Linked DNA regions of Mus musculus: all the other regions are linked to region 3. Evidence: chromatin loops called from intact Hi-C (ENCODE). Cell type or tissue: heart. All regions are shown on one strand. Each heading gives the region's core, and the rest is flanking DNA. Links, peaks and the distances in the headings are about the cores only.

Evidence for each region. A loop is a pair of places that touch in the nucleus more often than their neighbours do. Peaks named below come from ENCODE experiments on the same cell type or tissue, not always from the same donor. Only the 100,000 strongest peaks of a DNase experiment are listed, where the experiment ranks them.
Region 1: it touches region 3 in a loop (5-fold over the local background); 16 of 42 quality-filtered maps call a loop at or near these places.
Region 2: it touches region 3 in a loop (4-fold over the local background); 14 of 42 quality-filtered maps call a loop at or near these places.

Annotation. Positions count from the first base shown.
Region 1 is chr14:79,477,369-79,487,574 of GRCm38, reverse strand. Wbp4 (WW domain binding protein 4) reads left to right here and starts at 6,307. Exons shown (of 10, transcript NM_018765.3): 1 at 6,307-6,644; 2 at 7,130-7,202. The coding sequence starts at 6,643. It overlaps Elf1 (E74-like factor 1), which reads right to left and starts at 6,381. Exons shown (of 9, transcript NM_007920.4): 1 at 5,938-6,381. It overlaps n-TEttc4 (a tRNA gene), which reads right to left and starts at 5,907; the gene lies at 5,836-5,907. It also overlaps the pseudogene Gm9243. In heart, for the core only: CTCF peaks have their summits at 6,570 and 6,769; DNase peaks (open chromatin) are centred at 4,344, 5,154, 6,004 and 6,494; H3K4me3 peaks cover 4,325 bases; H3K27ac peaks cover 4,174 bases.
Region 2 is chr14:79,506,548-79,516,861 of GRCm38, reverse strand. The region is part of intron 1 of Elf1 (E74-like factor 1); the gene reads right to left. It also overlaps the pseudogene Gm9243. Among named protein-coding and RNA genes, the nearest start is that of n-TEttc4, 30 kb to the right of the region's middle. In heart, for the core only: a CTCF peak has its summit at 2,727 (motif pointing left); a DNase peak (open chromatin) is centred at 5,101.
Region 3 is chr14:79,558,599-79,568,912 of GRCm38, reverse strand. It overlaps Elf1 (E74-like factor 1), which reads right to left. Exons shown (of 9, transcript NM_007920.4): 3 at 7,986-8,166; 4 at 3,341-3,451; 5 at 1,599-1,763. Among named protein-coding and RNA genes, the nearest start is that of Sugt1, 24 kb to the left of the region's middle. In heart, for the core only: CTCF peaks have their summits at 3,991 (motif pointing left) and 5,893 (motif pointing right); a DNase peak (open chromatin) is centred at 5,892.

The DNA.
Region 1 (10,206 bases), core at 2,207-10,206, 82 kb after region 3:
TGCAAAAAGCAAACCCACCTTAGGATGTGCAAAAACGACGTGATCCACAGTATGAGTGAAACCTGCCTGTCTGTCCAAAACCCGAACCCACGCTTCATTTCCCCACTGTCCTGAGGGTGTTTACTTTCTGACGTCTCAAAGATTTCCTTCGGGCAAGCCTGTGAACCCGATCCTTCTGTTAAGCTGCAGCCACCATGGGAGAGCCCAGAAGCAAGCAGGGAAGCTGGCTCCTCAAGGCAGGCACCGACTTTGGTCCAGGGAAAGTGACAGTAGAAACCGGCAAGGCAAGGTGTGGAAGGGATCCTCAGGCTCGCTCTCCAGCTGACCTGCGCAGTGCTATCAAATTCACCTCATTAGCTCACGTTACCAGAAATCCACTTTCCTAGCTAGGCAAACTCCTTTAGCTCCAAATTCCAGAACTTCTCCAAGTTGCCAAGAATCAAGCCGCCTCCCAGCATGAACTCTTCTCAACAGACTTTGTAACCTGGCCTCAGATGCTTCCTGACCACCCGCAGATGCCCTGCTCCGCGTCTGGTGACAGAAAGGAAAAAGTCAAAGTCCCCAGCCCAGAGTCACACTGCTGATAGGTCAGGGCCGGTGCAAAACCCACAGGTACAAAGATAGGCTACTAGAAAAACCCTAGAGGCCAGGGAAAAGAAGCAGCAGAACTTGCCAGAGCTCCGACATTGTTCCCCACTGACCCTAATCTACTCTTGCAACCTTGTTTCCCACTCCTATCCTACTCTCCCACGCTTCAGGCAGAATGTGCTACAGCTGTTAAAGTGCTCCTGCTCCTGCCTGCCTGCTTCCTCTGAAAGCCTTGTCTCGCACCGGCTCTGAATCACGAGAGCCCGGCTGTATCTCCAGTGCCCTTCTCAAAGTCTGCTTCCCACAAGGGGCCTGTGCCATCGCTCACACAGACCCAGATGTGAAAACAGAGAGCTTTAAGTGCTTGGGTTTAGAGTGGGCCTTTCTCTGTACACTGTACACTGTACCTGTGGACTTGGTGAGGATGAGCTGCACTGTTAGAACAATCTAGGATTCATACCTTTACTCCTCAAACATCCCCCCGTTATTCTAAGATAGGTAAAATCTAAATGGCAAGCATATTCAGAGATAAAACATTCCATAGGCTTGACTTCAATCCTTTTTCATAGTTTTTGCAAGCATGTAACACAACTTAAGAAATAAAGTATGCCATGCCATGCTTTTCTGTATATTTACAGAGTTGTAAATCAACTAAAATCTTATTTTATAGTCTCTCAGGCACCTAAACATAGCTACATTAGCAGGTACCCGCCATCTCTTCTCTACTTCAAAGCAAGCTTTCTTTATAAAATTGCCTGTTGTGGGCATTTTACATAAATGGAATAAAAAACAAAAACTGCTGTTTTTGAGACAGAATTTGACTGTCCTATAGTACTCCTCTCTATGCAGACCAACTGGCCTAGAACTCAGAGACCCTCCTGCGTCTAACTCCCAAGTGCTAGGATTACAGGCGCGTGTCACCACACCACACAGGGCTGAACAACATAGTCTTTATCACCTGCTTTCTCCCACTAAGCATAAGATGCTTGAAACTCAAGAGTTGATTCTGTGGCCTGGATCTCCATGCCTGCCTCACCTCCAGCTAGTGTCCCACTACACAGACACACAGTAGACTCTGGCCCATCCTTGGGCCTTTTCCAGCTTGTTAGGAGGGAAAGCGCTGTAAACATTTACATCAAGTTGTAACGGAGGCAGAGGTTTTCCCTTCTGAGGAACATGTGGTGATTCTGTTTACGATTTTAAGGAACTGCCAAACGTTTCCAATTGACTGTGCCATGACACATTTGCACCAACAGCGAGTGCAGTGCAGGTCCAACTTCTCTGTGGTATAACCTGAGCAGGACTGACCTCACGACACATGTACTTATCCTCACACTACCCTGATGAAAGAAAAGAAACGGGGGGGGGGGGCGGGGGGGGCGGGGGGGGGAGAGGGCGGGGGCCGCATGTAGGGATGCTTCAGTGGCTAAGAGCATTTGCTGTTCTTAAAGGGACCCAGGTTCAGTTCTTAGCTCCCAGTGGTGACTCCAGTCCTAAGGAATTGAACAACCTCCTCTACCTCTGTGACACCCAGCACCCTCTTGGTACCCACGCATCCCTGTGACAAGATGCTCATACACATAAAGGAATCTTTTTCAAAATTTGGAGAAGGGCCAGTGAAATGGCTCAGTAGGCAAAAGTACCGGTGCCAAGGCTGACAACCGGAGTCGTATCCCAGGGGTCCGAGTGGTAGAGAGAGAAAACTGAGTCCTACAAGTTAGCTTCTCAACAGAGGGATGGAGGGGTTATGAGAGGGACAAGAGAGAATATTCTTTTTAATATAAAAAAAGGTGAACAGGTTAATTGCAGCCAAAAGCAAGCAAGGAAAGAAAACATGAATGAACAAGCAAGGTAAATTAACCAGAAAGTAACTAAAAAGAGAGAGACTGGCTAATGTGTCCAGAAAGGCCTTTCTGAGAAAGGCAGGCAGGCCTGAGATGAGGGGAGGTGGAGGCAGAAGAACAAGTGTTAATAAAACCCCGAGGCACACTCAAGAGTCAGCCACAAGGCCAACGGTGGCTGAGGGGCAGTGATGGCCAGACAGGCAGTTGAAATGGGGAAGCAGAGGCCTTGGGGCAGCGGAACGGCTCTGGATTTGGCCTAACTCACCTTGTCTCCTACTCCTCCCTTTCCATGGAGCTTTCACACCTCTCCTGGCTGCACCTGACAGTAGCAACTATCACCACATGGCCTGGGTGAATTAGCACTCAGTTGGTACAGCTAGCTATTTGTGGTCTAGACAGAGCACCTTAGACACCAGCAACCCAACAAAAGAATCTTCAGATATTTATCAAATATTATTTCCCAGCTATTCAGGAATTATTAAGGTCTTGCAAAGGACACCTGCAATTCACTCCCATAATTTAAACCCAGACTTCACTGGGCATGATGGCCCATGCCTTTAATCCCAGCACTTGGGAGGCAGAGGCAGGCGGGTTTCTGAGTTCGAGGCCAGGCTGGTCTACAAAGTGGTCTACAAAGTGAGTTCCAGGACAGCCGTGGCTTTACAGAGAAACCCTGTCTCCAAAAACAACAACAACAAAAACCCAGTCTTCATCCTTATAAAGTCTAATTAATCGCTTTTCCATTCTATTGATTTGAAAATATTCAACACCTAAACATAAAAGCTACAGGCACGCAACAGTCTGCGTTTTCCTCTACTGTCTGAGTCTTTTGAAGTAAGATTTCTTGTTTCACACACCACGGCCACACTCAAGCTTTTCAGAGACGAAGCTGGGTGTGGCAGAACACATCTGCTAACCTGGGCTATGATAGTAAGAATCAGTCTCACAATAACAAGAACAACACAGAACAAAGAGTCAAAAATGTTTGCAGAACTCTCCTGATATAAAAGGTCGACCCTTGATTAAAAGAATGTGTAACCTCCTCAAACTTGCAAAGTTTGAAATTCCTGCCTCTCTTCTTGCTCTGCCACCAGCTCCCCCCAGGCACCGCATGCCTACCGACCCCTACTTCCTGCTAGTCTCCGGGTCCCAGTCTCATCCACCTCAGGTTTTATGATTTACATTCCCCACTGGGAGAAATCCAACCAGTTCTTCAAGGTGCAGGGCAAACACTCTCTATTCTTGCCCTTCCCTGAGCCAAATCTCCACCCCACCTCTAGGAACAATTGTGTGTAACTCGGACCCTGCCTGCCTGTTCCCCACCTGGCCCAGAGCTAGACAGAGGACATCTTGGGGAGGAATGCTCTCACCGTACCACTGTCCTAAACTCACCCCAAACATGCAGTATGCCCACCGGCGATCACTTACTCTTCCATCTATGATAACACAGGCTTTATTCAGCACCGGTCAAATACTTGCAAAAATTAAACAAAGCAGGGATAGGAGTCCTTTCTTCCAAATCTAGAACAAAGTGCCTGGTTCTAACCTATCTACACTCTGTGGAGAATGTGCTGCTCTGGAGAACCTAGGCGGCTGCTCGAGAGGTTCGAAGCATTTGTTGCTCCTGCGGAAATGAAGGCTTGATTCCCCAGCACCCAAATAGGGAGGCCCACAACCACCCATTGCTCCAATTTCCAGGATCTGGCCTGTTCTGACCTCCCTGGGCACCAGGCACACAGGTGGCACACAGGAAGGCAAACATTCATAAACATAAGGAATTGTAATTAACTTAAAAAAAAAAATCGAGTCTGGTGCCATAAGCCTGTGACCTGAGCACTGAAGAGGCAGGAGGTGCAAGAGCAAAGGAGATCTTCATCACCGCAGAGACTTTGAGGCTACCCTGGGGTACGTGAGACTGAGATGAGGTCTGAACAGACTCACCTTACCCTCAGGCCCACTGCTGAGAGGCAGAAGCAGGAGGACCATAAACCTCAGCAGCTCCGGCTCCTAGTGAGTTCTAGGCTATCTCGAGCCACACGGAGAAACTATCGTAGTAATATAATGATGGTGACACGCTTACGGCTCTAAAGCTAGAAGACACCACTACACTCAGGTCAAAGACCTTCGCACGATCCCATAGCTAAGGACTGGAGGCCAAAGGGATTCTATCCAGCCACTACCCACCTACCTAAAGCGCCTGCTGTTCAGCAGGCACCTCAAAACATCTGGAGGTGGGGGGTGGGGAACCTGACATGCATAAGGACTTGTGTTAATGTTTTAAATATTCGCTAAAGGAGTTTTCTAGGTTTAATTTTTACGAGGAAAGGCTCATTAATCCCTAATCGCATAGATCACATTAACAGCTATTTTCAAACTCAGCTGTGCCAGTTAAGGCTATAAAATATTGTTGGGAACACACAAACAACCAAAACTTCTGCTCAGTAATGGTTTTGACCAGAAACTCATCCGCCGGAGTCAGTTTTTCCTTATTTGTGCCCAAAGGCCCAACAGACTAAACATTACAGCTGCCCCAATTTTCTAATTTCAACTTGCATTTATGATAACGCTTTTGTTTCGTGTACGGCGCTCAGGCTGCTGACACAGCTGGGCCGCTTCTTTGTAATAAACACAGGGCTTCTATATTTAAAAGTACAGTGCAACTTTGTTGTAACATCCCCTCCCCAGTCTCCGGGCTAATTTTCTGTCTTCCAAGCTCCACCTCCATCCCATGATTTTTTTTTTTTTTTAAATCAGTGACGCTCCAAACAGCCTCCGGGAAAGCCGGCTCTGTTCTTTCAAGACATCTCATCCCAGTGGTATTTTTCTTCTCCGCAGTTTGCCGTGTGTTTGAAGAGGAAAGGGGAGTTAGAAGGAAAATAAGAGACATTCTGCAAAAGCCTTGAGGCGAGGGTTGCTGGGGGGGGGGGGGAGCGGTGGACCGGGCTCGGGTGCACGCGGCGGGGGTCCTAGAGCCCAGCCGGCGACAAGGGATCGGCGGGGGTCTGGCGATAGGGAGCAGCGGGGTGGTCTCCAGCCGCTGTTGACAGTAACTGGAGCGCAGCGGGCACGCCCCGGCCCGCCGAGTAGGAAGGGGGCGGCGGAGCAGGGTGTGGGCCGAGGGGGCACCCGGGCGGGGGGAGATAAGGCGAGGCCCAAGTTAATCATCACCTCCCGAGCGCCTGGAAAAGTACGGGCTGAGGGCGGGGTACAGCCGCGGGGAAAGCGAAACTCCTCTCGCAGCGGGCCCGAGAGCGGCCGCCGCGCTCCTCCGGCCTCCGAGAGCCAAGCTCCCATCCACGGGAGCAACTACACTGCCTGCTCCCAAACTCACCCCGAACACGGCTGCAGAAGTCAGCCAGAGCCACTAAGCAAGTAAACTCAACTAGAGCAAAAAGTGACACTGTTCCCATACCGGGAGTCGAACCCGGGCCGCCTGGGTGAAAACCAGGAATCCTAACCGCTAGACCATATGGGAAGTGCTGCTACAAGCACTGCTGTGACCCACCTGACTAGCGTCAGCGCCGCTACCACTCAGCCACTCTGCTGCAACTCGCGCCGCCGAAGCCGCCCCCGCGGCCGCTGCCCCACGCGCGGGCACGAGCCCGGCGGAGCGCGCGGGCGTGGCGGGGGGGAGGAGCGGGGCCGGTGCGCGCCCCTGGAAAGTTCTGAGCCGAAGCCGGGCGCCCCGTGCGCTCCCGGAACGGGCGGCTGCGCCTTTCTTTCTCAGCCGTCAGGTCCCGGGCTGCTCCCCGGTCACAGAGCGGGCGGGCAAGCCGGCAAAGCCGAGGGCGGCGCCGGCTGTGGGAACGGCGGCGTGCGGCCGGGGCTGGGGGGAGGCGATCGAGCCTCTCGGCTGCGAGCCAGCTCGGGAGTGGAGGTTCTGGATCCCGGGAGGCGTGAGGACCGCGGGATGGAGCCTGGGTCGGACGCTCGGGGCCCGCGGCTCCGGTCCCGTCGCGCTTTCGTCCCTTCTGGGTGACCTCAACCCCTTTATACCGACCCCACCTCTCAGGCGCCGCGAGTACCGCCCCGTGGGGGAGGGGAAGAGGCGGTGACAACCGCGCGCGCGGGTTGGGCCGTCGCGGCCGCCGTAGTCCACCCGTGGAAACGCCGTACCCGGGGGGGACGCCGAGACCGAGAGGTCCTGGCTTGAGCCACCGGCGGACATCAGTGAGCGGGATCGCGGGCTGCCCGCGGAGCTGCCGCCGTCATGTGAGTCGGGTCGGGTCGGGTCGGGCTTGCGCCGCCAGGCGCCCGCGAGTGGCCTCCTCCCGCCCCTCCGCTCGCCCGGGGCCGCCCGACCTGCGGGGCCGGTTCTCTCGGAGACGCGGCCGCCCTCTAGGCAGGAGCCGGGGACTCGGGTGCCGCCCCCGCCCGCCCGCCGGGGCCCGGGCCCGGGGCCGGGGTGGCGCTGCGGCCTCAGACGTCCAGGGGCTTTTCCCAGCCTCGCGTCCCCAGAACGAATGAATTAGCTAGAAGGGCACGGGAAAGAGAAATACTTTGAGACTTCTTCATCTCGGTGCAGTGTGATTTACCTTCACCGGAGAGCAGTTTTCCACGGACTTTAGCTTTACATAAATAATACAACTGCTTTGCTAAGACAGAAGTCCGAAAACAGCCTTATATCCCATTTTTTAACAACTGTAAAAATTCCTTTCAATTTTTGGATAAGCTTAGAGTTGTTTTTATCTTTTCAGGGCCGACTACTGGAAGTCACAACCAAAGAAATTCTGTGATTACTGCAAGTGCTGGATAGCAGACAATAGGCCTGTATGAAATTTTTATTAAAATATTCACGTGATGTGTTGTTTTTTTGACTTTAGTGTGTATAAGCCACTTTCGTGTATAGTGCTCTTTATTCTTCAAAACCTAAAAAGGTTTCTTTTGTTTGATTCCTCTTATGAAAGCTATAGCCTTCTCCTTTTCATCAATCTGACTTTGATTTTAAGGCCAAATTATTTCTGGGGACTTTGAGGAAATGGACAGTGAGTGGGATAATCTTGTTTATGGAATACCTGCCCCTTAAAAAGGAATATTGTAGTTTTTCCTGTTCTCCACAGGAAGGAGAACAGCATTATTCCCTGGTGAGATACAAAGGGAGCAGCTGTAATATACCTTATGCTGAAAGCCTTGAGCCCACTATTTTTGCAAGGGGGTTGGGGGCGGTGATTTTTCAAGACAGGGTTTCCAGACAGCAACTCACTCTGTAGACCAGGCTAGCCCGCAGCCCACAGAGATCTACTTGGCTTTGCTTCCCAAGTGCTGGCAAAAAAGGTGTGTACCATGGCTAGACTCCTAGATCCAACTTTTTGTTTGTTTGTTTGTTTTTTTGTTTTTCAAGACAGGGTTTCTCTGTATAGCCCTGGCTGTCCTGAAACTCAGGCTATTGTAGACCAGGCTGACCTCGCGGAGTGCTGGGATTAAAGGTGTGCACCACCACTTAGATCCAACTTTTAAAGCATAAAGTAAGACGTCAGCTGGCTTTCTTCCCTCTTAGACATTCTACAATCAGACAAGCTACTGTATCAAAAGCTGTGGGCTATGGGGACTGGAGAGATGGCTTCACAGTCAGTAACAACTCCTGCTCTTGCAGAGGGTTGAGGTTCAGTTCCCAGTACCCACATGGCAGTTCGACACTACCTGTAACTCCAGTTTCAGGGTGTCCGACAGCCTCTTCTGACCTCCATTAGCGGCTATGCTCATGTCCTTACACACTCACAGGGGCGTAGACCCAGAAAATACGTTTTGAAAAACTACAGGGTCAGCAAGGGCAGAGGTGGTTCCCATCTTTAATCCCAGTATCCAGAGGCTATTAAGCAGATCTCCGAGCTCAAGGGCCGCTTGTTCTACAGAGTGAGTTCAAGGACAGCCAGATCTACGCAGAGAGATCCTGTCTTGAAAAAGCAAACCCTATAGTGTCTTGCATATACATAACGTATTACTTGGCAGAACTATTGTACACCACGGAATGATGCCATATTTTGTGCTACAGTCTGCCATTACACACTACTAAATCATCTTAGGCTTTGAGAGGAGTTTTGCTCTTCCCTTTGGCTTTGCTAGTAGGTGCTAAAGATTGTGCATATTTTATTTGGCTTAGGCTAATCCCTACCAAAACTGCCATGAGATTTTAAAACCACATAAATTGAAAAAAATATCCCAGGAGGTACCTATGCAATAAAATAACTTTAATGAGTTATGAAAATAAATTATCTTTCTAGAGGTCTGTGTGCATCTCCCTACATATCTAGTAATTTATTAGTGAAAACTATTTAATTTTGAATGGTGCTTTAATACAGTATTCTTTGTGTGGTATAATCAGCTGTAAGTAACTCGGTATAGGAACAATAGAGACAACTGTTTGCCTTACAAACTCTAGCTTTAAAGAGGTACTCTGAGGAGTATATTAGAATAGCTCCATTAATACATCATACAGGGTTTGATTGACAGGACTTTTAGGGTACTTCTTATTTCTTTCCACCAGACATCTATAATTTGTGAGAACTTCTGGATATTTATGTAGGCCCCAGTGCTCAGTCAGCCATCCCTGTCCCCAGCCATCTAATTATGTTACTCTTCAGAAGTCACCTCCCCCTTTGCTCAGGTCCATCCTTTCATTGTTTCTGTGTGTATGTATTTTATTCCATCTTGTTCACAGGGTACAGAGGTTTTTTTAACTGAACAGTGTATCCTGAAGGTGTCTCCCATGTCAGTACATAGGGAACTGTGTGCTGCCTTTCTGTTCAATAAAAGCCTGTGGGAGTGCACGCAGTTCACTTACCCAGTCTCCAGTAGATAAACTACAAGATTGTTGCTACAAACAGTCACTTTGTTTTACTACATCATTTTGCACAATGTGAGGAATTTTTTAAAGTGTGTGTCTGTGTGTTGTTGCTGTTGTTGTTGTTGTTGTGGATGTTCTCTGGTATGCGAATAGCAGAGGACAACTTCAGGAGTCTGTTCTTCTATCATGTGGGTCCTGGGGGTTGAATCTGGTGGTCAGGTTTGGTGGTAAGCACCTTTACCCACTAAGCCATCTTACCTGCCCAAACAAGGAATTTTTAAGTATCTATTTTTCTTAATATTTTAAAAACAAAGTCTTTTACCTGCTTTGGCTTTTTGAGACAGGGTTTCTCTGTGTAGCCCTGGCTATCCTGGAACTACCTCTGTAGACTAAGGTGGCCTCTAACTCAGAGATCTGCCTGCCTCTGCTTCCTGAGTGCTTAAAAGATTAAAACAGCGCTCCACCACTGCCCAACTAATGCCAAGCTTTAAGGATAATTTTTATTTCTCTTAGAAAAACAGAGCAATGAAATTCTAGAGGCTTAACCAGTTTTGACATTTAATGTGGGTGGTGGTGTTGCTGTGGCTTTTATTTGTTTGGTGGTGGTTGTTTTAGTTTGGGGAGATAGGGCACTTTTGTTATTCTCTTTTTGTTTTGAGACACTTAAGCAAATAGCTTCAGGTGGCCTGGAACTTGACCAGTGTTCACAGTGCTGGGGTTTTTGGGGTTACAGGTATATGCCACTGCCCAGCTGTGACGTCTTTCTTTTTAAAAGGCATCGTGTCTCAAGTCCTTTTTACACTAACCTGTATTCCCTGGGTTAGTCAGGAGAGTACTGTGTATGTCTTCCCGCTGATGTGGTCATCCTTGCTTGTTTTAAGAACCAGAGAACACCTGGTGGGAGAGTGCAATAGTCTGCTTAGACCACCAGCATCATTTGATCCAAGATCAGTTTATATTAAACTAGTTATTTTCTATTTTTTGCCATTA
Region 2 (10,314 bases), core at 1,368-9,367, 52 kb after region 3:
CTTGCTGTCCCTTTCAAACCTACAAGGACTTCATGCACTCCGAATGCTAGAGGCAACTCTCAACCTGCTAGAAACCATTGTGGTCAACAGTAAATGACAACAAACCTGAATCATTAGTACTCAAAGTTTACTTTTACCCAAACGTTAGCTTCACGGATGTTTCACAAGTAAAATATCGCTGCAGAGTCAATGTATACGTGCCAGAAAATATAACCGTTTCAGTGATGACAAAGTATTCAGAAAAAGACTGAGCCACCTCCTGCTAACAAAAGATTTTTACTTTTTTTAACTACAAAAAGAAAAAAAAAAAAAGCCTCCCAGGTTAGCACTAGTAATGAGGAAGGGCAGCATCCTTCTGTTCCTGACATGAAACTGACCTAGCACAGAACGCCTTCAGAAGCAGCTGCTTTTCCAGAGTGGATGATAGTCCAAGCAAGTTCCTGTCCCATAAGGCTTTGCTTCCCTCAAACCCTGAATGAATCCATCCAATCCGGCTTCCTCTTCGCTGAAAATGTGCCTTTACCACCGATTCACTTTACCAGGACTCGCCTTAGTTTTTAAACCTCTTTGCTTTTCAAAATGAAATATTTTGCATAATTCATTAACTTAAAAAAAAAAGCATAGACAGGCCTGTGAGCAACACTTAAAACTAAATTGAAACCCAAGATTTCAGCCTTAATTAAGATACTGTAACAAAGCCTTTGTTCCTGATTTTCTTCTCAGCATCAGAATCTCATGAGTCTACTGAAGAGTTACTTCTCAGCCAGCCCCTCCGAGTCAACTAAGTTTATTTTAATTAGAACTGGATCAGGTTTGCTTTGCAGGGTGGGGGCTCTCCTTTATGTGAAGTTAGAGGAGAGGAAAATACCAAGCAGTGAAATAAACAAGATGCTTCAGGGGAAGAGCTAGGACTTTTCAGCATTTAAATACTTTGTTGCCCATAGTTCTGAAGTGCACAGACATGTGACTCACTACGTGCATTTTATCAGAGTTAAAGAATACATTCAGCCATGTTCTGCCACAGGTAAGAACCTCGGCTGTTTAATCGACTCAAAAACAGCCAGAAGCAAACATACAAAATCACAAGTTACCTTTAAACTTTTGTCTTCAGGTTTCGTCCTCTGGGCTTGAAACTAAAAAGCAACCCGGCAAGTTCTGTGCTGTTAAAATGGCTCCTGCAGATTGGGGAAGTCTGCTCAGCTTATGAGTCACACATGAAACTAAGTGTTTCTAAGGTAGGCACGCCCATGTTGCTGTGGACCCAATTATTCTGCTAGGTCAAACATGCAAATGCACAGGTGAAAATGGGGGCCAGGCATTGGACAGGAGCGAGGCAGAGCCCAGGAGCAAAGCTACCTAGTTTAAATTGCCACTAACTCATGCTAATTGCCATCTTTGAAAATTAACAGTATAAAATAGAATGACAAGCTACAAGAAAGTAAAATTAACACATCAAATAAGTACGACTATAAAAAGAAAACGTGAGGGATGAAAGGAGAGAACGAACTGTGTCTTACCACAGCAACGGACGGACGGGTGTGTCCAACCTGGCTACTCATTAACCCTTATATGAAGGGATATATGGCTATGTAATCTGGAGAAGCCAGCAAACTGTAATGCCAGACGCACACTTATAGGTTCTTTAAACAGATAAAATTCACTAGAAAATCCAAAGTTCAGTGGAAAAATAAGTGTCAATTAACGTGGCTAAAAGAACTTTTGAAAATTCATGTTAGACAGTCCAACTTAACAAAACAATTTTAAGTAGAATTGAAAGGTTGATAAATACTGGTCAGTGGTGGCTCACGCCTTTAATCCCAGCACTTGGGAGGCAGAGGCAGGCGGATTTCTGAGTTAGAAGCCAGCCTGGTCTGCAGAGTGAGTTCCAGGACAGTCAGGGCTACACAGAATAACCCTGTCTCTAAAAACCAAAATAATAATAATAATAATAATAATAATAATAATAATAACAGAAAGAAAGAAAGAAAGAAAGAAAGAAAGAAAGAAAGAAAGGAAGATAAATACTTTTTAAAAGTTACCAGTGCAATCATAGTGCATAACTGTATCATTTCCAAGACAGAGCCACAGCTTCACTTGCGGAATAAAGCTTTCTGCCTGCCTCACAAGCCTTCTAAGTACCAGGCTCCCGTCTCCAACACTGGTGGGCAAAGCACTACAGCAATGTCCTCCAGGTCAGACACGCCACCAAAACATTACCACCACTGTTTACCCTGGCCCCTCAGTGAGCATACAACTAGTTCATCAAGATAACCTATTTATTCTATTTCACTGAAGTTTCTTTTTACTAAGATAATCTCTAGGACTTAATAAATTGATTTTTAACTACACAAAGGAAAAGGATAAATCGATTTTGACTACGGAATATCTGAATGAATGTTCATACTCCATACACCTTGGAACAAGCTGCTCTGAGTCAATAGCAAGAAGTCCACTGTTCACTGGAAAGCTCATTTCCCACAGCTAATATTTTGGGTGATATCCATGTAAACCTAATCTGACTTTTATAAGTTAATTAGAAAAAGTAAAAGGATGATACAAATAAATAAATAAATAAATGAAATAAATAAGCCAATGGGGGCTGGAGAGATGGCTCAGTGGTTAAGAGCACTGACTGCTCTTCCAGAGGATCTGAGTTCAATCCCAAGCACCAGCTTGACAGCTCAGTGTCTGTAACTCCAGTGCCAAGGAATCCAACGCCCTCTTCTGGCTTCCTCAGGCACTACTGCATATTTACGGTATACAGACATACACCCAGGAAAACCCATACATATGAAATAAAAATAAAGATTTTTTAAAAAAATAAGCAAATGGCAACACTTATTTTTAAAATGACAAAAACAAACAAACAAACTACACCTTGAAACAGGGACCTGGGGAGACAGCTCAGTAAAACACTCACCTCCAAGCATGAGAACTGGAGTGTGAGGCCCATCACCCAGGTGACATCCTGGACCTTGGGTTGGGATGTAGCTCCATAGCCAAGTGCTTGCCTAGCATGAGGAATGAACACCCTGGAGCTTGCTGGTCAGCTGGCCTAACCAAATCTACCCTATCTCAAAAACACGGTAGGTGGCTCCTGAGGAATGACACCTGTGTTGACCTCTGCCCTCCACATGCAGGTGAGCACACACATAGGAATACACCAAGGGCTTGGAACAGAGTTCAACGGCACATGCCTCGAATACTTAGGCTGAGGGAAGGGAACACAAGGCCAAATCAAGCCCAGGCTACATAGCAAGTTCAAAAACAGCCTAGTTACACGGCAAAACTCTTTTTTTTTTTTAAACAAACACAGGATAGAGGGTACCACTCAGTGGTAGGACAACTACCAAATGTGCAATGCTCTGTGTTCAATCCACAATGCTGAAATAAATAAATAAATAAACAAATAAAAGTCTTTACGGCTAAGCGTACCCCTCTAGTACAGCAAATCATACAGCAAGCATGTGTGAAACGTGGGGTTCAACACAAACACGCGCGCACACACACACACTTAAGTTTGAAGCCACTGCCGTCCTGGGAAGTCAATAAATTGTGCATATATACCCCATAGGAACATTATAATAGTATCCTGAGATTAAGATTACTCTTTCAAAAAGGTGAACATCAGACGCGGTGATCCACACCTGCACTCTAAGCCTCAGTCACCTAGCATGTTTAAGACCAGCTTACGCTGTACTAGAACCTGTACTGGCACTAAACCTCAGGTCTTCATGTTTACACAGCAAGCATTTTACCAACTAAGCATTTCCCAAGCCTGTAACTATTCCTTTGTACATTGTTGGTAGGTTGGGAAATTGGTATATCTACTTTAGAAGGCACTGGCAGTTTCAAATGAAGTTAAACATGTATGTATCACATGATCCGTAATTCACTCCTACAGACAGAGCTGGTCAGTTTCTGTGTCAGGATTATACTCTAGGCAAGTTGACTAGAACTCATCTTTTAGTCCGAGCTAGTTTCAAACCCATGCCAATCATCCTGTCTCAGCTTTAAAAATATATTCTTATGCATATGAGCAGTTTGTGTATATGTCTATGTACCACTTTTGTGCCTGGCGCTCAAGATAGTCAGAAGAGGACATCAGATTCCCTGTATCTGGACACTGCAAGGTACCATGTGTATCATATGGGTGCTAGGAACCAAACCTGGGTCCTCTGCAATAGCAACAAGTGGTTTTTTGTTTTTGTATTATTATATGTAAGTACCCTGTAGCTGTCTTCAGACACCCCAGAAGAGGGCATCAGATCTCATTACGGATGGTTGTGAGCCATCATGTGGTTGCTGGGATTTGAACTCACGACCTTTAAAAGAGCAGTTGGTGCTCTTAACCGCTGAGCCATCTCTCCAGCCCTGCAACAAGTATTCTTAACCACTGAGCCTACACCCCAGCCCCTCAGCTCTTTTTGAGGCAAGGACCCACGATGGCTGGGAACTCAGTACAAAGGAAAATCTCATGGTATTCTCCTGCCTATTTCTGACCACTGAAATCATTTTTATCTAAAAGGATTATAGCTACAGCTCAATAGGAGACTGCTTTCCTGACTTGCCTCAGTGAGGCCCTATATATAGCTCTACCACCACCAACAGTCTTGCTGAAAAACAACTCTACCAACGATAGTGACCTTAGTTCACAATGGGGAAAGAGGAGATGGGGAGAGAGAAGAAACAACTCTGAGTCCAAGAATCAAAACAAAGGCCAGGCTAGCTATGCTCATCCGTAATTCCAATACTGGAAGCTGAGGTAGGGGAATTTCAAGTTAGAGATTAGCTAACAGAAAACTTCAGATAATGACTAATGTTGTCAACTTGATTAGAGGAGGAAATACCTCAATAGTTAGTGAAATACCTTGTCTTTCCAAAAACAGATCCTGAGGGTCCGGGTGTAATCAATGGAGCTACCCCTTTATATATTCACAATAGAGTGGTGTTACTGGGGGGTGGTAAAAAGGGAGGAGGGGTGGCCCTAGTTGGCAGAAGTAGATCACTACCTGTCCTATATTTCAGCCTGGCTTCTTCCTATTTCCCCCCTCTCTCTGCTTCCTATTTTTCAAGAAGCTAAGAGCAGCCTCCACCCCTCACCCCTGCTGTCATCTTCTGCCCAGGCACATGAAGCCAAGCAACCATGAACTGAATCTTCTGAAATCATAGACCAAAATAAACCTTTCCTTCCTTCAATTGTTTATGGCAAGTACTTAGACTAGATGACCCAATTACCCCATCTTAAAACAAAACAAAACACCACCGTTTATCATGGTACTCAAGGCTTCTGACACCTGACTTCAATTTTTCTTCTTTTCCCAGACCCAACTCCATTTCTCTGCCCACACATTTCCTTCACTTTTTCTCCCATACACACATACCAAACAGGCACAGAAGCATCCATGCCCACATGCACACATACACATAGTCCAGACCTACTGAATCCTGCTGGAGTTTGGAATTATCCTCCCCCACCTCTGTTCGACCTCCTTATCTCTGTGTTGCTGGGATTGACCACCTCATTCCAACCGTCTACTGAACATCCACTCAACCCTCACGTAAAAGGTCTCCTCTGCATGAAGAAGTCCCTCAACAGACCAGTTTACAATTATTGAAAATATTTATCATCATAAGCCTGAACACACCTTAGAGATCCTCTATCCAGGCAGGTGGCTTTTCAATTCTGTTTATCACTGAGATTTTTATGAGAGCCTTCAGGGAAATACATTAAAGGCTGCTGTTTCAGTACAACCTCAAACACTGACCCACTCTTGTCCTATCTTAAAATAAGAAAAAGATGGCAGTGTGGTGGTGCATCCCTGTAATCTTCGCACTCAGTAAGACAAAGGTTTGAGGCCAGCCTAGCACACAGTGAGTTCTGGGCCAACCAGGGTTCAGAGACCCTGCCTTAATTTTGAGAAGGAGGGTCTATACATATAAATTGTTTTCTCCATGTTCCAGGCTCAATGTTAATTACTAACTGTAGGCACTCTTAGTCATTCTCACCCTTCAAAAATGTGCCCTGAGCACTGAGTGTGTGTCAGACACTGTTCTAGCCCCTAGCCATATACACAGTAACCAAGACAGACTGCAGTTGTTAGGCCGTCCTCAGCACCCGTCTGGAAATGATCTTGGGAAACAATAACCATATTGTAAACTTAACCAGATGCAGTTTCACTCCTTGAGCAAATTCATATATCTGGCACCTGAAAAGGAGCTACCGATTTAGCAAACACCTTATTCTCCATAAATGAGCCAGAAAGTTTACTTTCAGCTGGCCACATCAACTTTTCAGCCCTAGGGCACAACAAGCTGGGGTACTTGTTGAAGACCAAGAGAATACAGAACAAGCAGCAGAGAGTGTCAGTAATGCCAGCTACAACACTAGGAAGTGACCACTTACAGAAACTCCTATTTTGTTAAGAATGTATTTGCATAAGAATATATACACACATGCACACATGCATGTGCACACACACACATTAAGCAAATATCTTTCCTCTTACTCTTTCATCGTGTAACATAAGATGTACTGACTTTAAATCAGTACTGAAGTGTTGTTAATTTTCTATCATAATTTAAGTTATAAAATAAGGTTAAAAACAAGTAATACAATTTGGGGATCACTAGCATATATCTAGGCACATGCGCATGACATATAGTTACAGATAATATACTAAAGACTCCTGGGACACTCCATCATTTAGAGGTGGGGAAATGATAAAGAGCTTACAAGGGTGGCCGAGAAGGACCACAGAGAATTGGAGGAGGAAAACAAGATCTACCCTATCGGCATGGAGTCTGAGGAGTAAACACAGACTAAGAGGTGAGTGAGCGTCAACCGCTGATCTCAGACCAAAGCAGATGAGATCTGAAGCAAAATGGCAACTGGTTTTAGCAATATGAAGGTTACTATTGATTTTTTTGAAAAAGAAAAAGAAAAAGAAATCGGGGTGGAACATGGAGAGATGGCTCAGAGCTCTGGCTATTCTTAAAAGGACTGGGATTTGTTTCCCAGCACATAGCAGCTCACAACCATCTGTAACTCCAGTTCCAAGAGATTCGTGCACTCACATGGGATACACACATATGTGCAGGCAAACAAACAAAAAGAAAGGATGGAAGAGAGAGAGGGAGGGAGGGAGAGATCCTCATGTACAAATAAATAAAAATAGTTTTTTTTTTTTTTTTTTTTTTTTTTTTTTTTGGTTTTTCGAGACAGGGTTTCTCTGTGTAGCCCTAGCTGTCCTGGAACTCACTTTGTAGACCAGGCTGGCCTTGAACTCAGAAATCTGCCTGCCTCTGCCTCCCGAGTGCTGGGATTAAAGGCGTGCGCCACCACGCCCGGCTAAAAATAGGTATTTTTAAGAAAAGTTTTATGTGTGATAGAGTCCATTTTATAAATGTTTTTTCCTGATTGAAAAATTCCCTCCTAAAGATACAAGAGAGCTCATAAAATTCCTAAGAACCCTGACTGAAAAGCACAGGAAGATCATACGAATGAGAAGATCCGGTGCAGCTCCCTGGCGTCATGTCATCTGCTGGGAAGGAGGAGACCCTTCCATGGTCGAGGGCTGCCTGGGGGTCTCGGGCGATTGCACTCTCCTAAATCCTGACTCATCCCTGTAGGACGGGTGCTTTCTCTGTGACTCAGCTGCTGGAGTCTCACCCATGCTCCTATAACCCCAATAAGCTCACTGGCTCAGTGCACTGAACTCAGATGATACTGTTCCTTTGTACGACCTCTGTCCTCTCTAGCCAGGAAAAGCAGAAGCAAATTGCCTGGAAAAGTCACACAATGCGGTTCTAAAAGGAGACAGTCTGATGAGAGAAGCTTCAGACAGACAGACAGAAGTGAGGTTAAAGATAACAGTTTGGGGAGTGGAAAGAGGGCTCAGTAGATGAGAGCATTTGCAGCTCTTGAAGAGGACCCAGATTTCATTCCCAGGCCCCATGTGCTGGCTCACAGCTATCCAAACTCTAGCTCCAGAAGACCGGGCACCTCTCTGACCTCTGTAGGCACCGGGCCCATCTGTGTGCACTTATTTACACACATGCAAGCAAAACATCTGTACCCAAAACAAAGGTAAGTGGTATTTTTAAAAGGTGGCTTATTTTGTTATGATTATAATCGTGGGAAGGTTTTTCTACTTAAAGAGTTGGGGAGAAGGGTGAGAAAGGGGTGCTGTTTAACAAAACTGCTTTTCTATTGTAAAGAACCGTCCACTGTGCATGCAGTAACTTTATACTATCTTCCTGCCTCACCTCGCAAGTGCTATCAACCCTTTATTTTCCATGTGCATTGATCTGTATGTGGGCACTCAGGTGCCCTATGTACAATGGAGAGGTCAGCTCTCTTCTTCCAGTGAATGGGGTGTAGATCAAACGCTGTGGGGCTAGAGGATGAGTCAGTACCTGTTGAGCCTTCTCTCCGGGCCCACCATCTTTATTTTTTGAGACAGAGTCTCCCGCTAAACCAAAGATTCAGCTAGGCTTCAGATCTGTCTCCTTCCCCCCAAGTTCCTCTGAAGACTGGATTTACGAACAGGCTACCAGGCCAAACTTTTCCTGTAAGTTCTGTGAATGTACACACGGCCCTCCAGCTTCCCTGCAGGTGCTTTGCCAAGCCAGCCTTTTCCCCAGGCATTCTGTTTTCTCCTAGGGTTTTTGCAATCCTAGGAATTGAGCCCAGGGTCTTGCACATGCTAAAAACAAGCATTCAGCCTGTGAGCTAAATCCCAGTCCCATTTCCTGTTCTTGTTAAAGCCTGGAACAGCATGGAAACCTGGGGACTTTTGAGACTCCTTTCAGTTCTGTCTTTTGATTCTATGGCCTTTCTAAATCCTCAGGCTTAGGCTGCTGTTTGCAGAACAAAGTCCTACTAAAGACACATAAAAAGTCTCAGGGTCCACAAGATGGCTTAGAAAGCAACGGCTGCTGCCAGGCCTGATGACCTGGGTTCAGTGCCTGGGTCCCATAAGTTATAAGGAAAAATCAACTCCTACAAGTTGTCCTGATAGCCACACCGTGCGGCTGAGTCACACTTGTGAGCGGCATAAATACACATCAGTGCACTCTTCTTCTTACCTCACATTCACTGATGGTGTGTGCATGTGTTTGTGCAGGAGATTTGAACTCAGATCCTCACAATTGCACAACTGTTTCTAACTACTGAGCCATTTTCCTAGCCCTTTCTTCACCAGATTTTTGATAATTGGCAGGAAGCTATTCATACACTAGCCAGTAATGTAAATTTTATAGAATCTTCAAAAATGAAATTATGCCAATTATACTTTACTAATAAATGGGTTTTCTTTTTGATTTGTTGGATTTGTTTTATTCTTTGGAGTGTTAGCCTGTATGTGTATCACTTGTCTACCTGGTGTTCATGGAGGTCAGAAGAGGGTGTTGTAATCCCTGGAACCAGAGTTACAGTCAGTTGTGAGCTGTCATTCGGGTGCTGGGAATCAAGCCCAGGTCTCTCCAAGAGCAACCTCTCCAGTCTCTATAAAATATATATTTTTAAATTTGTATTCTTAGCTCAGTGGTACAGAATGTATCTAGCATGTGTGAGGGCCTATGTTCAACCCTCAGCATTGCAGAACAAAATAGCATTAAAATAAAAGCTGTTATTAGTCTAGAAATAATTTTATGACAAGATATTTAAGTAAATAGGCTTAAAGTAAAAGAGACATTTTCACACCAAAACTTGCTTATTTCTTCTTAAAATTTTTCTGTTTCTTTTTTTTCATTAGGGTCTCACTGCTAAGTTTCCAGTTCATTATGTAACCTAGGCCTGAACTGCATCAGCTTCAGAGTACTAGGACTTTAGGAGTCTGTAATAGCCTGGCAAAATTCTATGCTTTTAAATACAAAAAACAAGACAACTACCTATCTTAATTAAACCTAAGGCAGTGTCGGAGAAGCCGCACCTCTTATTTTAAGTAATTTCAACCACTGCCAATTTTGTTTGGTATTTGTTGTCTAAAAAACAAAGATTCTGTTTAGAGGAGGTTAAGGAATAATGGTATCATGACCTGAATTCTCATAGAGATGCATCTTATGCTAATTAAGAATTACAGCTTTATTTTTATTTAAGCCTCAATTCCAGAAGCCTTGGGTCCTTAAGACTAAAACCCAGCAACATGAAAATTATTGCCTGCAACTGTTGTCTTTGTTCCTCGATAAAATTAGACAGAAAAATAGGGGAAACTTTGGGCCTTTTTTTTTTTTTAATCTCTTTAAGAAAGAAACTTATATAATGAATTACAAAGAGTAGCAGGGAACAGTAAGGGAGATCTACCCACATCT
Region 3 (10,314 bases), core at 1,450-9,449:
GGATGGGAGTTAGGGTGGTAAAGAAACGAGAAATTATCCTTTGGCTCACCTGAAAAAAGAAAATGAGGGTAAATTTCAAATACTGAATTTTCTTTGAGGTCACCACACCAGTGCTTTATCTTAAATTTTTAAATATTCTTGACATAGACAAAACTTGGGCTTAAAAAATTAGCCTCAAAGCTGTGTTTCATGGCACACACCTATAATCCCTGTACTTGTAGGTGGAGGCAAAGGTAGATGACTCCCTGTGAATTCATGGCCAAAATGATCAGGTAAGCCTTTTTGTGACGGAGCGGTTGGCAGTGAGGTGGGTTTCTTTTTTGTGAGACAGTATCGTGTTTATAAGAAAAAGTCAAGGCAGGAACTTACACAGGAATTGTGAAAGAACACTGTTTTCTGGCTCAACTTCATATTTACTTAGCTTTCTTACGCCTCGGAAGACCACCTTGCATAGGGATGGTGTTGCCCATTGTTGGCTGCTTTGCCTCCCACAACAATTAGCACTCAAGACCCACTGATATCCCTGAAGAAAAATCTGATCTAGAACATTCCTGAATCCAGTTTTTCCCCCTCAGGTGGCTTTAGGCTGGGCCAAGCTGACAATTAAAACTAACCAAGGCACTAACAATTTGTGAAAGTTAGAGTCCCCTTTTAACATAGTTTAACACTCGTTTCTTCAATTGCCTGCAGAATTCCAACTTTCTGCACTTTTCTCCTACTGGATCCCTGTAATGGAATCTCTGGTAGACTGGAGGTTTTCAAACTACACCCTAGGACGTGAGGAGCAGCGATGCTCGATGCTCGCCTGGGTCATTTGGCTACACAGGGAATTTAAAGCCAGTCCTGGATACTTGAGAACATTTCTCAAAAACAAATAAACAGGCTGGAGAGATGGCTCAGATGTTAATAAGAACACTTGCTGTTCTCACAGAGGACTGGGGTTCTCTTCCCTAATCACATGCATGTGCATACACACACAAAATTAAAGGATTAAAAGACAAAATCTTGTAGAATATAAATAAAATAATAAAACAAACAAAGACTAATGAAAGCAAAGGAGGACCTTAAACTATGCCCTCAAAACAAACCTGGCCCGAACCCTTACCCCCAGGGGTTTTTGTTTTATTTGGTTGAGAGGAGGATGAAGATGCTGGATAAAGAATTTAAATAGAAACTTGAGGCTTTAATAATTGGATCTGGGCTGGCAAGTTAGCTCATTTGCCACCAAGCTAGACAACCTGAGAGGGAGCCCGTGGTCACACATGGTAAAAGGAGAGAACAAACTCTGTGCCAAGTGTTCTCTAACCTCTACTCATACTCCATAGCGCACACACACACACACACACACACACACACACACACACACCTGAACACAAACACAATAAAAGACAAAGAGTTGGAAAATCTCCTGTCAGATAGCTCAACTATTATAAGTACCTAGGGTTTTTTTAGTGACTAATATGAAGAAATGCCTCAACTGGTCTTGTGTCCTCATTGCTCTTCCGTATCTTACCTGGTATAGAAGCACCTGTAATAGAAAGTTTGTCTGGAGTCCACACCAACACTGACTGTACGGCCTAAGCAAGTCAGCCACGCACCTTTCTTTCTCTTGCGCTGCTCTGGGGAGGAGGCTCCTGGGGAGTCTGCATTTGTCTCTTGCACTTGCTGAGTTTCCATCACTTCAGGAATCCCATCTAATGTGACGGACACATGGGTGATTGGGGCAACGATGTCATCTTCAGAGGAGCTAAATATATTATTATCTAATGGAAATGAAATAAATTATAATCACTTGTGTATTATAAACAGAATCACGTCTTTTTGTATAAACTCTCCGCTTTTCATTTCCTCTGCCCTAAATCAAGGATCCTAAAGCAACCCAGGCTTTGTTTCCCATCACCATCTATGTCACCCCAGTCTACCACCCCAGGTCTCCTTTCTGAAACGCAATTCCTATCTCACAGCATTAGACCTCTGTACAAATGCTTTATTCTCTAAAAACGAGAATGAGAAATCATAGTCAAAAACATCTCCCTATAATGTACTGAGGAAAAAATAAAACAAATGACTCAAACTCCACAGCATGCCTCTCCACGTTTCCATAAGCTACACCTACCTTACCATCTCATTCCCACTCACCATGAAGCTAACACTTGAGTCAGACCTGCAAAGACATCTTTCTGTCAAGAAACTAGTTTACTTTACGAGTTAGTGCTTGGATCTACTCCTTGTAAGTTGAATATTCATTTCTGTCTTCTCTCTCTCTCTCTCTCTCTCTCTCTCTCTCTCTCTCTCTCTCTCTCTCTCATTTTTTGAGCAGGGTTTCTCTGTGTAGCCCTGGCTGTCCTGAAACTCACTCTATAGACCAGGCTGGCCCTAAACTCTGAAATCCGCCTGCCTCTGCATCCCAAGTGCTGGGATCAAAGGTGTGCGCCACCACTGCCCGGCCTGTCTTCTCTATCTAATGAAGTCTACTTGTCATTTGTTTAAAACATTCTCTCTATACAGCAAGAGTACCACTCCCTCCAGAACACCATGCTATCACTTCCATGGCCTTTGCTTCTGGCTTTTATACTCCCTTACGCACATGAGTGACTTCGGGATTAAACCATAAAACTGAAGAAAGAAGTAATAGCTATTCTTATGTCATACCATACATAGCCTCACATACCACTGTGCACATCAAACATGCAGAACGTTCTTAGTAACTATGCCTGTAAGTTTCAGTTCTCCCTTGTCAAAGGCCCAAAGAAGAAATCGATTTAAAGAGAGGTTAATAAGCTGGCAATGAATTTTATACAACAAATGGTTAGGACATTTTTGCCTATTCAATACAATTATCTGTAGAGATGACTATATTATACTAGTCCAGTTAAAACCCAGTGAGAGGCTCAGCAGTTAAGAACACTTGGTGCTCTTCCAAGTTACTAGTGCCCACATCATGACTTACAACTCTAGCTCCAGTTCTGGGATATTAAACACTCCTCCCGGCCTCTATCGATACTACACACATACAATGCACATGTTTACTTTCAGGAAAACACTAATGTACATAAACTTTTAAAAAATAAACAGGTGAAGAGGCAAGAGTTTGCAAGTTTGATGGGGATGCATTGTATGAAATTCTAAAAATAACAAAAACAATATTATGTTGGGGAAAAGAGACATATTACTTTTTATTCTAAATAGTGTCAGTTAAACAGGACGTTTAGCAAGGGCACCACAACTAGAATCTGTCCTTTACAATGTGCTTGGGACCCACAAAAGAAAAGCATCTCTAAAGGGGAGGGCAAGGGTAAGTTCGCAGTGAACACAGACAGGAGCGGTCGTTAGCACTCACTGATTTGCTTTTCATCCAGTACAGGAGGGCTGGGAGAATCTATATTGAGGAGTGCCTCGGCAGCCTCAATGGTCTCAATTGTTTCATCTCCATTATGACAAGAAGCCTCAACTGCAATAAAGAAAGAATAGTATTAGCTACTCTGAAACAGTATGTGCTTCTCCGAACTTCAGCCACAGTGTCCTGAACCAGGACATGCCATTTAATATTGAGCTTGTAGCTTGCATGCATATAAACTATAAGATACAGAACATAAGCCATAATAATAAATATGAGGTGAATATGAAGAAGGTTTCACATTATGCTAGCTGTGGGGCAGAGGGTGTTGTTTGTTTTATTTGTTTTGCTTTTTTGCTTTTTGTCAACCTGACAAGCCTGAGTCATCTGGAAAGTAGGAATCTCAGTTGAAAAACTGTTCCCATCAGACTGGCCTGCATTGATTCAGGAGTGCTCAGCCCACTGTGGGTGGCACCGCCCTTGGGTAGGCGGTCCTGGCTTGCATAAGAAAGCAGGTGCAGGTGGGAGTCTAGAGAGATAGCTTAGCAGTTAAGGGCATTTGCTGTTCTTGAGAAATCCTGGGATTTGTTTCCCAGCACTGCAGGGTGGGTCACAGCCACCTTTAACTTAAGCTCCAGGAGGCCGAGGCCATCTAGTGGTCTCCTCAAGCACCTGAAGGCATATGATACACTCTTACATGACACAGAGAGGGCAGTGGTAGCACACGCCTTTAATCCCAGCACTTGGGATGCAGAGGCAGGTGGATTTCGAGTTCGAGGCCAGCCTGGTGTACAGAGTGAGTTCCAGGACAGCCAGGGCGGTACAGAGAAACCCTGTCTCAAAAAAACAAAAACAAAAACAAAAAAAATTACATAGAGAAAATACTTGTACACATAAAATAAAGAATAAATGTAAAAGACCAGGGGGTTGTATAGGCTGAGCAAACCATGCAGAGCAAGCTAGGTATTGCTCATGGCCTCTGTTCCTGCCTCTAGGTTCTGTCTGAGTTCCTGCCCTGACTTCCCTGAGGGATGTGCAAGTGTAAACCAAATAAACCCTTTCTTCCCCAAGCTGTTTTGGGGCATGGTACTTATCACATCAATAAAGAAGCAAACTAAGATGTGCACTATAGTGTGGGCTAGCCTCAGACTTGCTGAGATGCTCCTGCCTCACCCTCCCAAGTGCTGGGAACCCCAGGTGTCAGCTACCAGCCAACTGCCTTTTGCTTTGTTTATTAGTGTGTGTGTGTGTGTGTGTGTGTGTGTGTGTGTGATGTGTGTCTGGACCATGTCACAAAGTGTGCAGGAAGGTCAGAAGACACATTTGTGGAAGTATTTTTTCCTTCCCCATTCCCATGGGTTCTGGGGACTGAACACAGGTCATTTGACTTTTACAATAAGAGCCATCTCACCAGCCCTTCTCTGGCTGAGTCTATGTTATACAGTCATAGTTGGCCCAAAATATATAATGTAAGACCAGGCTGGCTTCAGACTTATAGTGATCCTCCTGCCTCTCCCTCTTAAATTGTGAGATCACGGGCATTCACCACCATAAAGTAACTAAGCTTCATATTATTAGAGATTTTGGAAAAATCAAAGTCCTAAGACATAATAAAGGCCTCTGTGTTCATTCACAGCTTCAAACACAATCAACAAGTTGTTGATCTTTCGTCCACACCCTCCCACAGTGCTTACTCTCTACAAAGGACCACTGCGAAGGGATCCAAGTCTCCACTTTTATTCATTTGCTTGGTTGTTCTGTTATTTTTGCAATCTTTTATTTATTTGCAGGATGTACACTCATACTACAGCATGTGTATGGAGATCAGAGGGCAGGCTGGAGGAGTTGGTTCTATGTGTGTCCCCGAGATCAAACTCACCAGGCATTTGGCAGCAAGCGCTTTCTCTCTCTGAGCCTTTTTCACCAGCCCTGTTTCTCTTTCAATTTTAATTCAGGACCTTATTATAGCCCACGCTGGCCTCAAACTCGTTATGTAGCTGAGGCTGGCCTACAACAGCTGATCCTTCTACCTCTGCCTAGCAAGTCTGGGACTACAGTCTGGGCCTGCTACTCCATATTTTATCTCTAAGTATTTTAGCATGTTTTCTAAAAGGAGCCTAACACAACGATAACATCGTGTATTAAAAATTAACATCAAATGATTCCATATTGTCATTTTTATCCCTCAAATTCCTTTCGGTGGTGATGGGACACAGCAGGAGAGCACTTGCTGCACATACACAGGTCCTGGATTCCATCCCCAGCAGCAGGAACAACCATTACCATAAGCAAAGCAAGCAGCAGAAGACAGACACGACAGAGGGCGTGTAGAAAGTAGAGAGTCCAGTTAAAATGAGGTCATCACAGTAGACTAAATCATTATCCTGTCAACCCACTAGGAAATCTGGACTTGGACAGTAATCAAGAAGACTCTCTGAAGACAAGGAAGAAGACAGTCTTCAGTAAGCATGGGAGAAAGAAACCAAGCAGGCCAGCATCTTAACCTACAAGGAAATGTTTTTCTGCCAGCTACAGTGGGAGGCACTGTGTTATACTAGCTCTGGCCACAAGGCGGTACCGTTCTAGCCCTTGTCCTTCTCGGCCTTCCTTCCCCCAGCTTCTCAAAGGCTTGATACTACCTTCCCAACTCTGGAATGACAGGAATTAGCCCTTCTTCCCTTCTCATCTTAGATAAGCAGAGAGGCGGTAAGGGCTGGAGTGGTGAGAAAAGAAAGGAAGAGAAGACACAAATAACCTGGCTTTTAAAATAGGCTTGCTTTCTGACACCAGGCCTTTCTGGTTCACTAGGGAGGAGCCTGTTGATCTGTCGTTTCTTGCCACACTATTGCTCTTTTCTTTCTTCTGAGACGTGGTATCATGAGGCTTGTCTTGATTCTCCTGTCCTACTCCCCAAGTGCCGGGCTTATAACCTTGCCGCCCTGCATCACACCATGCATATGTGTTTACTAAGCAATAACTCTTGCTCATACATGTTAGACATTTATATTTTTACTCATTAACATAACTAATCAAATTCTGTGTCCACTTACAGTTGCTTACTTTTAAGCTCTTTCTTCACACAGTCACTTCCCTTTTTATTTTGATTATAATTTGGGGAAGGAATGAAAAATGTTTGCAATGTTTGCTGAAAATGTCAATGCTCTTTCTGCTCCTTCTCACACATAGAAAACCTTTTGCTACTTACATAAATCAAGCCATAACTTTTAAAAGTTTTTTCCTTTTTTTTTTTTTTTTTTTTTTTTTTTTTGGTTTTTTGAGACAGGGTTTCTCTGTGTAGCCCTGGCTGTCCTGGAACTCACTCTGTAGACCAGGCTGGCCTCGAACTCAGAAATCCACCTGCCTCTGCCTCCCAAGTGCTGGGATTAAAGGCATGCGCCACCACTGCCCGGCTTAAAAGTTTTTTCCTATATTAAACATTTTATTGATTTGATATCTACTTTGTTGTCTTAGTACTTTAAAAAATATTTATTTTTATGTGTGTAAGTGCTTTGCCTGCCTGCCTGCCTGCCTGTCTGAATACCATATATGCATGTCTGGTGCAGGTTGTCAAAAGAGGGCACCAAATCCCCTGGAGCTGGAATTACAGACAGTTGGTAAGCTACGATTTCAGCGCTGGGAACTAAAACCAGGTCCTCTGGAATAGCAACCAGTGCTTTTAACCTCTAAGCCATATACTCGTTTGGTATAATTTTTAGGTAGGGTTCTTTCTTTTCTCTCCCTCACCAAATAGCCACACAGTCATTTTTCCTTCCTGTTCTAATTTAAAATGGCACTAGATCATGTGTTAACTTCTTAAAAAGACAAGCACCCGCGTGTAGACATATTCAGTTCTAATAATTCACTTATTCATTCATTAGTGTAAGTTTGTTTTCAATATTCTAACTTCAGTTTTAATATCTGCTAGCATAAGCTACTGATACAAGAAGTTTTCACTGAATACGTCTGTGCGTCAGGTATCATGCCCCACGCTAAGGCAGAATGGTGGGGTGTGCATAGTATGTATTACAATACATTACGGAACCCCAGAAGCCCTCCACCCTGACCTACACCAGGCTGCACATCTCTTACCCATAACATAAATTCCCCACATCCTAAAAATTGAGAGAAGACTGTAGTCAAGTGTGTTTCCAGTATATCTAAGTATAAGAAATAGAAGGCATATCCACCCTGAACTGGGTTCAGGTACATGCACAGCAAGGCAAAGCTGCCAGTAACCTGTTAGAGAACTCATTCTATTTATTATCGTGCCTATAATTAAAACCAGGTGTGTCATGCTTTGGAGAATGATTAATAGAAAAGATAATTATATACCTAATCTATCAATTAAAGTAAAGAAGCACACGAGCTATACCCTTCAGTACTCAGCCCCTCCTTTTTTTAAACCCCACTTTAAAAAGACCCTAAGTTTTATCCTGGGGCCCTTGAATAATCTCATGCTGTGTGTAGCTCACAGTCAGTCTTGATAGGCTATCCCTCTATAATCTCTATAACTGTTCTGCTATGAACAACTTACCTTACCTTTGCAAATCTGTGTGACCCCATATTTTCAAATCCTTGGGAAAAGGCCAAGCACCTAGAACCCCCTGGCCTAGACCCTGAGCATTTGGCCTGCGGTGCGCACACACACCTGTAAGGGTGATGTCGTCATCGTCATCGTCTATGATTTCTTCTTCAGCAACATCCAATGAGCTCTCAGTAATCATGTCATTAGGCTCTTCCACACAAGCTAGACCAGCATAACTATTGAGAATATCAGCACCAGGAACATGTTCCACAATAACAGCAGGAAATATAGCAGGATCACCAAGCTGCAAGAGATGGAAGGGACGAGAAAGAGAAAAGTTATGCTTTGGTTGGATACAATCAAAGAACCATTTTACTTTTTCATAAAACACTTGACACTCGTAGTATTTATTTGCTCGTGTTTTATTAAAGGGAAACTATACCCAGGACCTAACACAAGTTAGGCAAGAACTCAACCACTGATCTATACCCAACCCTATTTAGTCCCGTCTCGCCGCCCCCCAGGCCCATGTGTGTGTGTGTGTGTGTGTGTGTGTGTGTGTTTGAGACAGACTGATCTCTCTACGTAAGCCAGGATGATCTCAAACTCACTCCCCTAAATTCTGGGATGCAAGCATACCCCACCATACCTTCTCCACCACTTACATTTTAACCACCCTTTATGCTGTGAGGACTGTGAACTTCTAACACCCAAACAGTAGTCTTGCCTCCTTTTTAAGAGGCGGGCTCTGTGTATCTCAGGCTACCCTGCCTGCTGTTTACCAGAGGACCAGGAGCTCCTGATGCTCCTGCTCTCATCTCTTAAGTACTGCGATTGCAGGCGTGCCCACCACGTGCCCACCACGTGCCCACCACGTGCCCACCACGTGCCCACCACGTGCCCACCACGTCAGATTCTTCAGCTTAATAACAGTTCTCATTGGTTAATTCTAAAAGTACATCTTAAAATGGCACAGAATTAATTAATATATATATGTATTATATATATATATTAAATACATATATATATTAAAATTATGCCAAAGCATGAGCCAGGAAGTGAAATGCAATGGATGAATAATTAAATAAGCTCTTACTAAAGCTTCCTGCTCACTGGAAGAATCTCGGTTTAGTTACACTTGGCATGGAAGCCTGATTTTAGCACATGTAAACAATTAACTTTCATTTTCTACTGCTGTCCTCCTTTAGGATGACTGTGTCGTGAAATTTTCCTACTGATTCCTGTTTAGAAGATTACAAACTTTTAGGTAGGTGTGGTGGCACATGCCTTTAATCCCAGCACTTGGGGGGGGTGGGGCAGAGGCTGTTCCAGCTCCATGTGTCAGGGAATAGCCTGATGTACACACTGAATCTAGCCCAGCCAAAGCTATGTGCTAAGAACCTGTCTCAAAATAACATCAAAAACACAGTTTATGGCATATCAGAATTGAAAATTTTAACCTCATCCAGCTACTTCACTTTGCCACTGAGAAAACTTCCCCAGGAGGTTTTTAACGACATACTGAAAATCAACTCGGTTGTTCCTTTCTGTCTTGCTTTGTTTCATGATGTTACGTAGCTCATGCCAGCCTGCAACTCACTATGTAGTCCAGAGTATCCTTGAACTCACAGCACTCCTCTGCCTCAGGTTCCCAAGTGCAGGGAAACAGGTATAAGCCACCATGCCTGGCTTCCTTTACATTTGTTATTTTGAAAAAATCTCTAACTTAGAAAACGTGTAAAACTACATCCAAGGATTTTCCTATGACCGGTAATTCATACTCCTCTAGTTCTAAGGTAAGCATCTCTATTATCTTCTGACATGGTTCTGATTTGCTTTCAAGTGGTTGTAGACTTATCTCTTTTTTTAATGTTTACGGGTGTTTTGTGGTCATGTGTGTCTGTGTACCACATGTGTGCAGTGCCTCTCAGGAGCCCAGAGCATTGGACCCCCTTAAACTGAAATATGGGAGTTACAGCCAGCTGTGAGCGGCCACGTGCTGCTGGGAAGTGACTCTGGTCCTCTGGAGGAACAGCCAGAGTTCTTAGCTGCTGAGCCATCTTTCCACCCTCAGACTACCTTTCTAGCCCAAAATACTGGCTTGTTCACTAAATACGGTATCTCTATACAGTATCACAAATATTTTAAAATATCACAAATGAATATGGACAAAGTATTAGAAGGAGGAACTATTCTACTAGTAACTAATCTGAAAATCTGATTCAAAGCCCCTTAATCATCTCACTAATGGTCGTCACAGGGGAGGGTAAGAGAAGAGAAAAAAATCAGGGGAGGAATTTGTCATGGGTGGGTCTGATGCTGTTTGTATCCCATTGCTAAAACTGGTTTCTTAAGGTGTGGTTGCCCCATGAGTAGGGAGGGGAAGAAGAGGACAGACAAGAGAGGAGAAAGCCGCCACGGACCAGAACTGTTTGGCCAGGAGAAACTGCAA